2 separate regions of the Homo sapiens genome follow, and region 2 is linked to region 1. Evidence: chromatin loops called from intact Hi-C (ENCODE). Cell type or tissue: B cell. All regions are shown on one strand.

Region 1 (8,000 bases):
TCATGACCCCTGAGGAAGAGAGAATAGGAGGAGAGAGAGAGAATGAGTACGAAGAGGCTATGAATCAGGCTGACGTGGAGGGAAAGAGAGAATGGGAGTCTGACTGCGACCCATGAAGACTGAGGAGTATACCCCAGTGGTAGGCAGGCTTTATTCCAGAAGCTCTGTAGCATCTATCACTGCATCTTAACCTTCCCAGCCACCACCAGATTCAGGCCACAAGGATCCCAGTTTTCTTTATTCAGCAGATGTGGGGCCGGGGATCCTTAACTCAATTGGATAGAGAATAAAAGCATGAAAATATTCCTGGTGTTCCCAGCAGTGATCCTGGTCATCCGAATCCAGAAAAACATTGTTAAACATCGTGCTAGATGTCAAAATATTTCTCGTGGTGCTTATGGTACATGTTAAGTTAAAGAACCGGAAATGACATTCTGGTTTACAATGTCAGTTGTCTTAGGAGTTAAAAATTTTGGCCGGGTGCGGTGGCTCACGCCTGTAATCCCAGCACTTTGAGAGGCCAAGGCGGGCGGATTGCCTGAGCTCAGGAGTTCGAGACCAGCCTGGGCAACATGGTGAAACCCTGTCTCTACTAAAATACAAAAAATTAGCCAGGTGTGGTGGCATGCGCCTGTAGTCCCAGCTACTCGGGAGTCTGAGGCTGGAGAATCGCTTGAACCCAGGAGGTGGAAGTTGCAGTGAGCCAAGATCATGCCACTGCACTCCAGCCTGGGTGACAGAGCAAGAGTCTGTCTCAAAAAAAAAAAAAAGAAAAAAAAGAAAAAAAATTTGGTAGTCTTCCCCAAAAATTTAATACTCATGTGAAATACATTCCAAACAAATGACTTCTACAGTGCAGCCCTATAAATTGGAGATTGCTTGTTTTTATATTCCTTTTGCCAAAGTTACTAAAATTACTGGTCTAACAGAAATGAAAAATAATATATTCTTTTGACTCAACAGCATGGCAGCATCTTCACATCCAGAGCTTGATTTTAGAGTCAATATGACTTCATTGGGCATTTTCTAGACCCAGAGAACGAGTTGGCAAATCATCCTATCTGGTAATGTTAATGGAAAAAAATCCACTTTTAGCTTTATAATTAAAGCAACCCTGTATAGTTTAATTATCGATGTGAATTGCAGCACAGGTGAAATATTGATCAAACCTGCTAATGTTACAAAACTGAGAGAAAGAGCAAATCTGTTAGATAACACACACTAACATTTTGATCTTCCACCTCCTCAAGCTCCATCATCCAAAATGGGAGCAATTTGGAGGATCATGTGGTATACAGAATGGAGGAAAAACCTGGAATGTTTAGCCTAGAAGAGAAAAGACTTGTTAGTGGTGAAGAGGAGGAAAGTCTTTAAGTAGAAATGATTACTTCTGATTTGGTCCATGATGGCTCTGGTGAACATATCTAAGACTAATGGTGGTAGATTTTCTCCAATATAAAAAAGAATAACAGAATTCTTCAAAAATGAGATAGTAAGCTCTTTTTACCCTATGTATTCAAAAGATGAATATCATGAATCAGGTATAGGAGATTCTTACACTGGGTGTGAGGTTAAAGTACACGATATCCAAGTCTCTAAAACTCTGTAAGTCCACGGAAATTATAATAACTACTGCCTCTTTCTTCTCCAAGCAATATGATATCCTCAAAATTGGATGCCAATGAGAAAATGCAAGTTGATGCTAAGACCCCAGTTGGTTTTACAATTGTGCAATCAAGTTTTAAGTGTTCTTGATGGAACCAGCCAACCTGAGACAGCCCATTTCCTTAGTCATGGAGATGTACTTTTGGAAGGAAAAATCTGTAGTAGGCATAAATCAGTCCAAGCCAGTGGCTTTCCAAGAGGGTATGATTACAAAAGAGACAAAAATTATTATAGCCCAGAAGAGGAAAAGAAAGCAGAACTCATTATCCTTATAAAATATGTCCTTTGATTCTTCCTTCTACTCTATTGCACACACTGTTTCTTAGGCTATCTAGTTGTCAGTGAGGTCAAGATAATGTTGTGTATCACTCATTTTCTTTATATTGGCTTTAGAGAGACAGCCAAGATTAGCCATTCCAGTTTCTTTTTATAATAACTACTCCTTAAGAAATTCAAGTTTCTCGATGTTGGAAATCATTTAAAATTCTCTAGTATGCAGCAGTAGCTTCTGCTTGATCTTTATAAGTAATAATTTCAAGATATTGCAGTGTGATTACATAAGAGGTCATAATGGAAGTCTGTTTTTCTCCTTTGTAACACCCACCAAACATGTAATTATTTGATCATTGCTGGCTGTCTGTCTAAAATGCAAATTCCATGAAAGTGTGGGCAACTTATCTGTTCTGTTCAGCATTCGATTTCCAGCACCTACCACAGTGTTAGCACTCAAACAATATTGATCTGAACAAAGAAATCTAACATATGAATGATTGCCTGCCCCAATACTCTTATTTCCCACATAACACACACACTGTGACTTTTCTCAGGCAGTTTCTTAAAAGAATAGAAGCAACCAATATTTTTTCCCTCAAATTTCAGAAAGAAATTTTTTTTGTCCTTTTGTCTTGGATCAAGGCAAGGATTCTATTTCTTCCTTTTAAATTACTTCATTAATCCTTGTTATTAACTATATCAAATGGGCACTGGGTGGTTCATAATGATGTAATGGCATTCCAGCTCTCACTGTTGTACAATGAGAATGCTTCCAAGTCCCAAATGAGAGAATGAGCTTCCCAAGTAGGTAAATACCATCTCATGAGACAGTTCAGACAAACAGTCTCATCCAAAAAATTAAGTAAATATGAACAATCTCCTATCTCTTAAGTATCTTCCGATGCCTTTTCAGGCGACAGCTACCTGGGGATTGGGAAGTAGGCAGATTAGACACTAACCTGCCCTGTCCTGTAATTTTGCCAGAAGTCAGACATAACCTAGTTTCAACACCCAGGATAATCTTACAATAGAACTATATTTGTCTGTATATTATTTACTTATTTCATAACTATCTCCGTATTTCATTTGATCTTTGTGAATACCGTGAGGTTGTTAACATAAGTATTAATTATTATTGTTACTCCCATCTATTTTATATATGCAAGAACTCCAGGGTTTAAATGATCATTTTAGGGTAAAAGAGCTAGTTGGAGGCAAAGCTGGGTCTCTTCCTCTCTATGTGGCAAAGCAGTGTGATGTGGCAACTACAGGAATAAAACCCATTTAATCCCAAATCCATTTTTCATCTATGTGACCTTAGAAAAATCCTTTACATTTTGTAAGCTTTAGTTCCCTTAATTGCTTGTTTTTTAAAAATAGGAGCTAAAGAGGTAAAGAGAGATAGGGAGGGGTGAATGTTACTATTTGTCCGTGTTTAGCTCACAGAATTATCCCGAGGTGGGGATGATAAAGGTTAAAGTGCTTTGTAATGTACAATATAACTGTGATATGGTATTATTCTTTTTATTACCAACACAGATGAAAAGCATGGAGCTTTGGAATCAGAGACACCTTCTTCCAGTTTCCTTTCTAGTTGCTTGACGTTGGTTGAGTTCTTCAACTTCTTTAAGCCTCCAGTTCCTCTTCTGTAAAATGGGAGCAATAAAATCTGCCTCTTAGGGCTGATATGCTGAATAAGTGAGATTAAGTAGAGAAAACAGAAGTCACTAAATGGATAGTAATGGTGGTAGTGGTGGTGGTGGTAGTAGTAGTAGTAATAATAACAGCAATAATAATGTGTCTTCTTTACTGTTGAAGAAACTGACATTCAGTAGCTTAATGATTTCATATTAGGTTTCCTAGAGAATAGAGCAGCAAGAGACTTCATACAGCACTCCTAAGTCTTGTATTTTCTCTGGGAGAAACAGATTTGGAGTGGAAGCTAGATGAGAAGAAATTTTTGTTTCCTCTGCATCCCACCATCCGCACCCACCTCAGTCCACGGGCTCAATTTCTTTAAAATTTAAGGAGGAACTAGTACAAAAGAGAGTCCCCCCTCCCCCACTACTATAGGAATTCCAAGTAATCTTAGGCAAGAGAATAAATTCGTAGTGGTGCCACTGCTTAAAGCCCAGATTTTCCTGATTGCTCGAACAGTGCTTCTTGCCAGTTGAGGACCAGATCTCAATGTGCGGGAGTTCTTCGTCCACTTAGTAACTAGACTCCCTGTACACTGAGATGAAACCAGTGTGTCTCTTTGTGCTCCCTCTGCTGGTTAGCTGAAAGCTTAATCTGACAGAGCAAAGTGATTCAGAAAATTTTGCAATAAACCAGTCATCGTCACTTACTAGATCATAGACGAAAGTTTTAAAAAAATGAATACGAATCATGGAAACTGTGGCATCATATCAGATAATAGCTCATTTAAAGGTAATCCAAATCTGGGAGGAAAGAGGGAGGATGTAGAAGCAAAGGGCATCTAGATGTTCCAACAAGCTGCTAGGTTTGTGCTGGGACTCTGGAATGTAATTGAAAGCTTGACAGGAGTAAGAATGATTGATCCGGTTACGGCTCATGCATTCATTTAAGATGATCACTTCAACAAAACACTCTGCAGTTGCGATTTTGTAAAATGTATTATAATTATAAGGGAACAACATCTGTTTTGGAGACACGAGGTAGAAAAATTCTATCACAATCATGCAGGGTCAACAAAAAACTGACATTTAAAAATATTTTCATAAAAGACTTACAAAAACAGATACAGTTCACCCTTGACAATGGAGGGGTTTAGGAGTGTCGACAATGGCATAATCAAAAATTTGCACATAACTTTTGACTACCCCAAAACTTAACTACCAATAGCCTACTGTTTTTTTCTTTTGTAGCAAGAAGGTGTGTTTGCTACCCTTTATTCTTTTTTTTTTTTTTAACTTTTATTTTAAGTTCAGGGGTACAAGTGCAGGTTTGTTACACAGGTAAACTTGTGTCATGGGAGTTTGTTGTACAGATTATTTCATCACCCAGGTATGAAGCCTAGTACCCATTAGTCGTTTTTCCTAATCCTCTCCCTCCTCCCATCCCCCAGCCTCTAAAATGCCCCAATGTGTACTGTTCCCTCTATGCACCCATGTGTTCTCATAATTTAACTCCCACTTATAAGTGAGAATATATGGGATTTGATTTTCTGTTCCTGTGTTGGTTTGCTGAGGATAATGACCTCCAGCTCCATCCATGTCCCTGCAAAGAACATGATCTCATTCTTTTTTATGGCTGCATAGTATTCCATAGTGTATATGTACCACATTTTCCTAATCCAGTCTATCACTGATGGACATTTAGGTTGACTCCATGTCTTTGCTATTCTGAATAGTGCTGAAATAAACATACACATGTGTCTTTATAATAGAATTATTTATATTCCTGTGGGTATATATCCAGTAATGGGATTGCTGGGTTGAATGGTATTTCTGTCTTTAGGTCTTTGAGGAATCACCACGTTGTCTTCCACAATGGCTGCATTAATTTACACTCCCAACAGGGTAAAAGCATTTCTTTTAACTTTTAATAGCCATTCTGACTGGCATGAGATGGTACCTCATTGTGGTTTTGATTTGCATTTCTCCAATAATCAGTGATATGGCACCTTTTTTCATGTGATTTTTGGCCACATGTATGTCTTCGTGTCCTTTGCCCACCTTTTAATGGGGTTATTTATTTTTTCTTTGTAAATTTAAGTCCATTATATATGCTGGATATTAGATCTTTGTCAGATGCATAGTTTGCGAATTTTTTCTCCCATTCTGTAGGTTGCCTGTTTACTCTGTTGATAGTGTTTTTTATACTCTCAACAAAGTAAATTGAAGCACATTAGTTTAATTAGATTCTATTTGTCAATTTTCTCTTTTGTTGCAATTGCTTTTGGCATGTTTGTCATGAAATCTTTGCCCGTGCCTACGTCCTGAATGGTACTGGCTAGGTTGTCTTCCAAGGTTTTTACAGTTTTGGGTTTTACATTTAAGTCTTTAATCCATCTTGAGTTAATTTTTGTATATGGTGTAAGGAGAGGGTTCAGTTTCAATCTTCTGCATATGGCTAGCCAGATATCTCAGCACCATTTATTGAACAGGGAATCCTTTCTTCATTGCTTGCTTTTGCTTGGTTTGTCAAAGATCAAATAGTTGTATGTGTGTGGTCTTATTTCTAGGTTCTTTATTCTGTTCCATTGGTCTATGTGTTGGTTCTTGTACGAGTATCAGGCTGTTTTGGTTACTGTAACCCTGTAGTATAGTTTGAAGTTGGGTAGCGTGATGCTTCCAGCTTTGTTCTTTTTGCTTAGGATTGCCTTGGCTATTTGGTCTCTTCTATGGTTTCATATAAATTTTTAAATAGTTTTTTTTTTCACTAGTTCTGTGAAGAATGTCAAAGGTAGTTTAATGGGAATAGCATTGAATCTATAAGTGGCTTTTTAAAATGATTACTAATAGCCTACTGCTGACTAGAGACCTTACTGATAACATAAACAGTCAGTGAAGACTTTTTTTGCATATATATTGCAAACTGTACTTTTACAATAAAGTAAGCTAGAAAAAAAAAGAAAACGTTATTAAGAAAATCATAAGGAAGAGAAACTATATTTACTATTCATTAAGTGGAAGTGACTCATCATAAAGGTCCCCATCCTTGTTATCTTCATGTTGAAGAAGGAGGAAAAGGAAGAGGAGGGGTTGGTCTTGCTGTCTCACTGTGTCAGAGATGGAAGAGATGGAGGATGTGCAAGGGGATGCAGAAGAGGCAGCATACTCAGTGTTACTTTTATTGAAAAAAAATCCTCATATAAGTGGACCTGTGAAGTTCAAACTTGTGTTGCTCAAGGGTCAACTGTATAGAAATGGTAGAACATCGCTTAACCTTTTTTTTTTTAATCCTGTTTTTGTCTACATGGGAAAAGAGAAATGAAAAAATTAAGATTGATATGTAGATCATTCAGACTCAGAAGGGCCTAAAATATCCAGGTATTTGAGGCAGATGTTAAGTCCCTTAATTATAGACCAGTTCTCTGCAAAGTGGGGTGGCCATGATGATCCATTGGTGTGCAGAAAGAAAACACATTAACATTTATTTTTCTTTATCTCATATTTTTGCCCTTACATTATTTTTGTTTTATAAACATGTATTTGATATGACGATTAGTAGAGTAGTATAGTATAGAATTTATAAATAAATGTATATATTAGGAGTACCTGTTCAAAAACTTTACTGATAGGAGTATATAATGAATTAAATCTGGAGATCACTAATCTAGATCTCTGGTTCAATACTAAACATTACTGGGCAGAGTAGGCATATACTCATAGTTAAATATTATTATTTTCCCTAGTATCAATCTGTGAAAAAATATTTAGTGACTATGGATTGTGTGTCCAGAGCTATGCTAAGTACAGACAGGATTACAAGAAATGTCTAAGCCCCAGGTATTGTGTGACACAATCTCTCTACCGTCCAGAGGAGTCCATTCCATTGTTGAACAGCTGTGATCTTTAGAACAGTTCTTCTTACTGAATCCAAATCTGATATGTGATAATCAAATTTGGGAGTACAATTTTTTTGGTCTAAGTTTTGCCTACTGGGACAACACTGGATCTCCTTCAAATAACTGAAGACAGCTCAAATCTATATTTTATTTTTCTCTTCCCCAGAGCCCTACTTGAGCTCTTTTAACTCGTTTTGGTATAGCATGGGGTACTGTCTATCCTATTAGATGGAGTCACCTGAATTTACTCTAGTTTATCAATTCCTCTTAAAATGTGATTCGACCCACAAGGAACGCAGTGAGACTATCATTTCTCTTGGTTCCCATCATTTCCCATGATTCTATGCTAGTATTAATAAGTTAATATTTTTAGAAGCTTCATCGGTCTCTTTCCTGTTTTTATAGTTAACTGCAGCTCCCAGATGTTTTTACCATGACCTCTGGACTAGGACTTTACAATCCAATAATTGTGCAATTTATTATTTAGAGTCAAATGTAGGGTTTATATTTATCTTAGTTAGGTTATCAT
Region 2 (8,000 bases), 210 kb before region 1:
GACTCATGAAATTGTGGAATATTTTTGCCCTGTTGATTAGAATAGTGGTTCTCAAGGTATAGTTCATGGAGCCCTGGATTCTCCCCAAGGGTTCTTTCAGGGGGTCCACAAGGTTGACTAAATGCTTAAGTCTGGAAAATCATAGTTTGCCCGTCATTCTTTCAAGTAAAAGTTGTATTCTGTGAGAAAAGTGACCAGTTAAATTCACAATTCAAGTGCACAGGTGCTTTTCCTTGAGATAACTGTAAATAAGCAGCAGAAATGCTTTATGTATACTTCTCATTTCTGACAAACTGAATATTAAAAAGATGAGGACTCAATGTTGATATTAAGAAATTTGATTGTTTGATATTCCGTAATGAAGTGTGTTTACAGTTGAAAGATCCATATAATTCACTGAACTTGTATTTTCTGAATATCCAATGCATAATGTTGGAAAATTCATTCAAAATGCAAGATAAATTAATGGACTTTAAAAGTATGAAAAGTTCACAGTTATATGGTTTCATATTCTGCATTGTAACTAACTATTAAGAAACTGTCACTTAAAAGTACCTTTTCTTTTCCCAACTACTTAATTGTAGGAAGGCAGATTTTCTTTGTACACCTCCACCAAAACAAAGCAAAAACAGGGTCAGATACGAGAATCTAGCTATTTTCCTTTAAGTCATTTGTCATTCTCACTCAATTTTATTTACTAAAATATGGCTATTTTCAGAAAAATGTTATTTATGTTAACATATAATGGATCCATTATTTCTAAACAAATTAGTGAAAATTAAAAATTTGTTATAATTTCTATTAGTATAAATATAGGTGGATGTAATTCACATACAGAAAAGCTCTTTGAGGGTCTCAGTAATTTTTTTTTTTTTTTGAGACGGAGTTTCGCTCTGTCACCCAGGCTGGAGTGCAGTGGTGCTATCTTGGCTCACTGCAAGCTTTGCCTCCCTGGTTCATGCCATTCTCCTGCCTCAGCCTCCCAAGTAGCTGGGACTACAGGCGCCCGCCACGACGCCTGGCTAATTTTTTTGTATTTTTAGTAGAGATGGGGTTTCACCGTGTTAGCCAGGATGGTCTCGATCTCCTGACCTTGTGATCCCCCCACCTCGGCCTCCCAAAGTGCTGGGATTACAGACATGAGCCACCGCTCCCGGCCGGGTCTCAGTAATTTGATAAATCGTCCTGAGATGAAAGAGTTTTAGAACTGCTGGTTTAGAAGTTGATTATTAGGCTCCTTTAAATCTATGTACAAATAAATAATCACAGTTAATAAATGTTAAGGAACATTTGTTGTGGTCTCATCCATTCAGCATAGGTGTCGAGGCTGCAACTTGGCAACCAGTTGCAAATCTTACCTTGATTGCGGTGATGAGGTAGGTCTTGGCGTATTTATTAATAGGTATCTACAGGAAACTTCTCTAGAATTTTCAATAAGAATATTCCTGTGTGAGGAGTTTGAGACCAGCCTGGCCAACATGGTGAAACCCTATGTCTACTAAAAATACAAAAATTAGCTGGGCATGGTGGTGCGTGCCTGTAATCCCAGCTACTGGGGAGGCTGAGGCAGGAGAATGGCTTGAACCCAGGAGGCGGGGGTTGCAGTGAGCCGAGATCATGCCACTACACTGCAGCCTGGGTGACAGATCAAGACTCTGTCTCAAAAAAAAAAAAAACAGAAAAACCCAAAAATATTTCCTGTGTGAGGTAGGAAAAATATATAGGTGTGAAACAGATGAGCAAATATTTATTTACCTTGAGAAAAATTACAGGTTACTAATAGTGAAGAGTAGGTATCTAAAAATACAAGTGTAAGAGTGCTAATTCCGAGACATGAGTTGGAAGAAGAACAATATAAATTGTTCAAGTAGCATGAAGTAACTGAGGGATGTGAATAATAAGAAAACAAGCTTCTTTTGATTCCTTAGTGTAACGTGGAATGAGTTTTTTGCAATTTATGTTATACTTTTATAATGGTTGTCCTTGTAGTTTTGTGACCTTGTATAGAAGATGCAGCATTTTTAGGTGTAGAAAATCAGTTCTAAAGATGTTAGGTAATTTTCTCTAGGTCAAACTAGTGGTCAGTCTAGATTGTTATCTACTCTCGCTTTTCACAATGAAAATCTGGAGAATTTTCCCTATCGTTAATAGTAGAATCAAGACATTCTCTCGAAGAGAATGAGCATCTTTGAGACCAAATGTTTCCACCTCCATTTTTGTTATATATGACTTTTTTAGTACATATTTTATAGGTAACACACTGATTTTTAGTTTAATGGTTAGTTTTTAAATGACAAAAAATGTGACCTACTCAATTTTGAATCCCCAGCTTCTACCACGATGTCTGGGCATATGTGGTTGGCATTCAGTAAGTATTTGATTGAAGTGTTTGATAATAGATACGGCACCTGAATCTAACTGAACAAAATAGTGTAATATTCTTGTTGTTTTTAAATGGGCCATACTCTTCTATCTGGGTTGTATTGGAGTTAAAAATAAAACGGTTAGACTAAAATGAGTTTGTTATTTTAATTCTCTGCACTGAATTTCTTCAGGATCTCATTAGAATTTCTAGAATATGCCCTAGATTTAACAGCTGGACAGCCAGCATTGTCCAATAGAACTTTCTGCAGTGATGAAAGTGTTCTGTACCTGTGCTCTTCAGTATGGTAGCCACTAGCCACATGTGCTTATTAAGCACTCAAAATGTGGTTGGTGGAACTGAGGAACTGAATTTTTATTAATCTAAACTTAAATCACTACATATGGCTAGTTGCTGCCATATTGGACTGCTCAGGTTTAGACATTCTTGCTTAATAAAACGAACTTTAATTTCATATTTTATGGTTTAGAAAGCCTGTCATTAGCTCTAGCCCCTCTCCCTACTTTCTGGGGCCATTTTACAAACTTATCAAAAGCTTGTATAAGGCTGTAAAGGAGGCAGTGGTGAATTAGATTGAGAACAAAGATGAATGATGAGAATGCATGTAATTTGAGGGTTAATGAGGTAAGCAGAAAGGGAGATGATAAGAATATTTCAACCCAATCTTTGAGGTTATCTTTTGAAACACTGCAGGCCTACTTTAATGTGTAAACTGTGAGAGGTAGAAAAAACACAATAAAATACAGCCCTGGTTTTCAGTAAATCTATATTCGAATGTAAATGTGTTTTGGATTGGTGAGTGTCTGTGGGTGGGAATGACACTGTAGAAATTCTCTTCAAAGTGAATGATAAAATCAACCTGATTTCTAGATTTTCCAACCTACCTATGTCCAAATGTCAAGTACTGTGGGAGATATAAAACATTTTCTCTCTTTTTAATAAAACAAATGAGAAGAGTTGCCTCAATTGGAAGTATATCTGAAATTCAGTTTATCTGCCTCTGGTTCAGATTTCTCAACACTGGCATTATTGACATTTTGCACTGGTTAATTCTTTGTTGCAGGGGCTGTCCTATTGATTGTAGAATGTTAGCAGCACAACTGGCCTCTGCCCACTAGATGCCAGTAGCACTCTTCAGTTGTAACCAAAAATGTCTCTAGACATTGCCAGATGTCGCCGGGGGCCAAAATCACCTCTGGCTGAGAACCACTATTCTAAATATACTCTAGTTATATATATATATATATATATATATATATATATAAAGTACTTGATACACTCTAATTATGTGTAAATATTTGGACCATAAGTTGAATAATAATCTACTATTTCATTTCATTTATTCTTAGGGAAAGCTCTGTTTCTACAGCATTATTTCTTGGGAACCTAGAAGTGTAATATATTTTATCCAGGAGCTAGATGTTTTGTGAAAGTAGGAGAATCCTTCAGAATTTCTAGCCCACCATGTTGCCAGGTTTAGCCACCTAACCTCTGGGCTTGTGATGTGACGGGCTGCAGTGAAGGTCTCTGATGTGGCCTGGAGACATTTTCTCCATGGTCTTGGGGATTAACAGTAGGGGAGTGATAAGGGGATTAACTTGGGGAGCAGTAGGTCTCATCACATTTTATAGGTGAGAAAGTAGACTTGGAATGTGCTTTGACAAGGTCGTTTAGCTAATAAATGGTAGAGCCATGAACCTAGCCCTTTTGCCTCTATGTGACATATACAGTACTTAGCAGTAAGCAGGAAGGTAACAGAGTTTTGACTAGATCTTGGGTTGTTGGTGAATGGCACCTGAGATGGTTTTGATGGTCGGTGACCTGCTCTGATAGCAGCAGTCTAGTTTAGAGACTAGGAATTTGGACTAGTACTGGGATTAAAGGGAGGCAAGTGAGGGTCCTGGGGTACAGAATGCAGAGACATTCACTCTCTAGCCCTGACTGGGACATTGAAGTCAGACCACCTGGGTTATATCCCTATTCTGTCTGCCATTAGAGTGATCTTGAATAAGCTACCTAACTTCTTTCTTGTCAGATTCTTTTTCTGTAAAAGGGAGATAATAATGTCTATCTTATAGGATTTTTGTGAAAAAACTAGTTTGTACATGTATTTATAAAGTACACAGAATTTAGTAAGTTTTAGTTATTAGTCAACACAATATACAAATGTATACCTGAATCATTTTGGGAACAGAAGATGAATTTTCTCCATGTAATTTCAGATACCTGGCAAAGATTAGTATTCCTGATTGTTTTCAATACTATGTTAGTGGCTGGGTGCGGTGTCTTGGGTGCGGTGTCTCATGCCTGTAATTCCAGCACTTTGGGAGGCCGAGGTGGGCGAATCACTTGGGATCAGGAGTTTGAGAACAGCCTGGCCAACACGGTGAAACCCCGTATCTACTAAAAATACAAAAATTAGCTGGGCATGGTGGTGCATGCTTATAATCCCAGCTACTGGGGAGGCTGAGGCAGGAGAATTGCTTGAACCCAGGAGGTGGAGGTTGCAGTGAGCCGAGATCGCACCATTGCACTCCAGCCCGGACAACAAAGTGACACTCCATATCCAAAAAAAACAAAAACAAAAACGTATGTTAGTATGATTACTATTGCCAAAATAGTGTTTCATTGTTTATTTTATTTATTTTATTTTCATCATGTTGGTCAGGCTGGTGTTGAACTCCTGCCCTCGTGATCTGCCCACCTCAGCCTCCCAAAGTGCTGGGTTTACAGGCATGAGCCACCGTGCCCGGCCTCATTGTTTAAACAGTTGATGTCTAATATTTTGATAAATAAAATTAAGATTGTGTGAAAATGGAATTGTGGAGAAACTGTAAACATTCAATTAATTTGAACTTTTTGGTAATTGGCATTATAAGCTTAATACAAAGTATTTGTATGATACTCTTTTTGTATGTCTTACATTACCTAGAACCAGTATTATAGTACTTGGTAAATAATGATTTTCAATAGATTACCCGCCTCTCCCAAAGCTGTTGGAAATGTGTGGGGCCATGTTCAACATTTCATGAGGATTTTTCGCATTTATTAGGCAGGAGCCAGGAATGTTGCAATTCCTGCATATTTCTTGTGGGACCATTCTGTATGATAAAGAATTGTCCTGCCGAAAATGTCAGTAGCATCCTTATATAGGAACAGTATTCTAGAAGACAATAGTTTTGTTTTCCCTTCTTTGAAATTAGATCCTGAATAAGACAGTTGCTGCCCAGAAGATGTTCATACTTTGGTAGAAATGGTAGACTTTGTGTGGTAAGTACAAAATAGAAATGTCTTTTATGCATGGAGGCAGTGAGTGATGGCTTTTCTTTGAGGCTGTTGAGACTTTGACATTTGTCTTGTATAGGGAATTGTGGGAGAAAACTGCTGATCGTAAGGAATAGTCTATTAAGGTTACGTATGCTATATTCAGGGACCTCCAAGTAATTTGGTACTGTGAGAAAATAGAGTACAAGTTATAGTAGCAGTTGGTGTATGGTAACATGCTATACTAAGGAGCTTGGTCTTTAGTGTGAGGATTATCTGGGGTACTAGTTAAAATGCAGATTTTTGGATTTTCCAGAGAGTCTGGCTCGATAGGGTAGTAAAATGAGACCTAGGAATCTTTTGCAAATAAGTATTCCAGGTTGTTAGATGGTGTATTAGTTCATTTTCACACTGCTAATAAAGACGTATACATACTGCTGATAAAGACGTAACCCGAAACTGGAAACAAAAAAAGGTTTAATTGGACTTACAGTTCCACATGGCTGGGGAGGCCTCAGAATCATAGTGGGAAGTGAAAGGCTCTTCTTACTTGGCAGTGGCAAGAGAAAATGAGGAAGAAGCAAAAGCGGAAACCCCTGATAAACCCATCAGATCTCGTGAGACTTATTCACTATCACAAGAATAGTATGGGAAAGACTGGGCCCTATGATTCAGTTACCTCCTGCTGTGTCCCTCCCACAACATGTGGGAATTCTGGGAGATACAATTCAAGTTGAGATTTTGGTGGGGACACAGCCAAACAATATCATTCTGTCTCTGGCCCTCCAAATCTCATGTCGTCATATTTCAAAACCAATCGTACCTTCCCAGCAGTCCCCCAAAGTCTTAACTCATCTCAGCATTAACACAAATGTCCACAGTCCAGAGTCTCATCTGAGACAAGGCAAGTCCCTTCTGCCTATGAGCCTGTAAAATCAAAAGCAAGCTAGTTACTTCCTAGATACAATGGGGGTACAGTTATTGGGTAAATAAAGCTGTTCCAAATGGGAGAAATTGGCCAAAACAAAGGGGTTACAGGGCCCATATAAGTCCGAAATCCAGTGGGGCAGTCTTACGTTAAAACTCCAAAGTGATCTCCTTTGACTCCAGGTCTCACATCTAGTTCATGCTGATGCAAGAGGTGGGTTCCCACGGTCTTGGGCAACTCTGCCCCGTGGCTTTGCAGGGTACAGTCTTGCTTCCAGCTGCTTTCGTGGGTTGCTTCCAGCTGCACTCACTGGCATTGAGTGCGGCTTTTCCAGGAGCACGGTGCAAGCTGTTGGTGGGTCTGCCATTCTGAGATCTAGAGGACTGTGGCCCTCTTCTCACAGCTCCACTGGGCACTGCCCCAGTAGGGACTCTGTGTAAGGGCTCCGACCCCACATTTCTCTTCTGCACTGCCCTAGCAGAGGTTCTCCATGAGGGCTCTGCCTCTGCAGTAGCAGACTTTTGCTTGGGCATCCAGGCGTTTCCATACATCTTCTGAAATCTAGGTAGAAGTTCCCAAACCTCAATTCTTGACTTCTGTGCACCTGCAGGCTCAACACCACAGGAACGCTGCCAAGGTTTGGGGCTTCCACCTTCTGAAGCCACAGTCTGAGCTCTATGTTGGCCCCTTTCAGCTGGAGTGGCTGGGACACAGGGCACCAAATCCCTAGGCTGCACACAGCATGGGGACCCTGGGCCTGGCCCCTGAAACCACTTTTTCCTCCTGGGTCTCTGGGCTTCTGATGGGAGGGGCTGCAGTGAAGGTCTCTGATATGGCCTGGAGACATTTTCCCCATGGTCTTGGAGATTAACATTAGGCTTCTTGCTACTTATGCAAATTTCTCCAGCCAGCTTGAATTTCTCCTCAAAAAATGGCTTTTTCTTTTCCACAGCATTGTCAGGCTGCAAATTTTCTGAACTTCTATGCTTTGTTTCCCTTTTAAAACGGAATGCTTCTAACAGCACCCAAGTCACCTTTTGAATGCTTTTCTGCTTAGAAATTTCTTCTGCCAGTTAACCTAAATCATCTCTCAAGTTCAAAGTTCCACAAATCTCTCGGGCAGCGGCAAAATGCCGCCAGTCTCTTTGCTAACACATAACAAGGGTCACCTTTGCTTCAGTTCCTAACAAGTTCCTCATCGCCATCTGAGACCACCTCAGCCTGGACCTTATTGTTCATATCACTATCAGCATTTTCGTCAAAGCCATTCAACAAGTCTCTAGGAAGTTCCAAACTTTCCCACATTTTCCTGTTTTCTTCTGAGCTCCCCAAACCGTTCCAGCCTCTGCCTGTTACACAGTTCCACAGTCGCTTCCATATTTTCAGGTATTTTTTCAGCAATGCCCTGACTCTACTGGTACCAGT

The links. A loop is a pair of places that touch in the nucleus more often than their neighbours do. Peaks named below come from ENCODE experiments on the same cell type or tissue, not always from the same donor. Only the 100,000 strongest peaks of a DNase experiment are listed, where the experiment ranks them.
Region 2: it touches region 1 in a loop (30-fold over the local background); 43 of 110 quality-filtered maps call a loop at or near these places.

What each region holds. Positions count from the first base shown.
Region 1 is chr14:80,992,706-81,000,705 of GRCh38, reverse strand. The region is part of intron 1 of TSHR (thyroid stimulating hormone receptor); the gene reads right to left. Among named protein-coding and RNA genes, the nearest start is that of TSHR, 41 kb to the right of the region's middle. RefSeq lists a silencer at 4,115-4,174. In B cell, a CTCF peak has its summit at 4,283; a DNase peak (open chromatin) is centred at 4,185.
Region 2 is chr14:81,207,523-81,215,522 of GRCh38, reverse strand. The region is part of intron 2 of GTF2A1 (general transcription factor IIA subunit 1); the gene reads left to right. Among named protein-coding and RNA genes, the nearest start is that of SNORA79, 8.7 kb to the right of the region's middle. In B cell, CTCF peaks have their summits at 3,297 and 3,503 (motif pointing right); DNase peaks (open chromatin) are centred at 3,502 and 6,172; H3K4me3 peaks cover 487 bases; H3K27ac peaks cover 2,712 bases.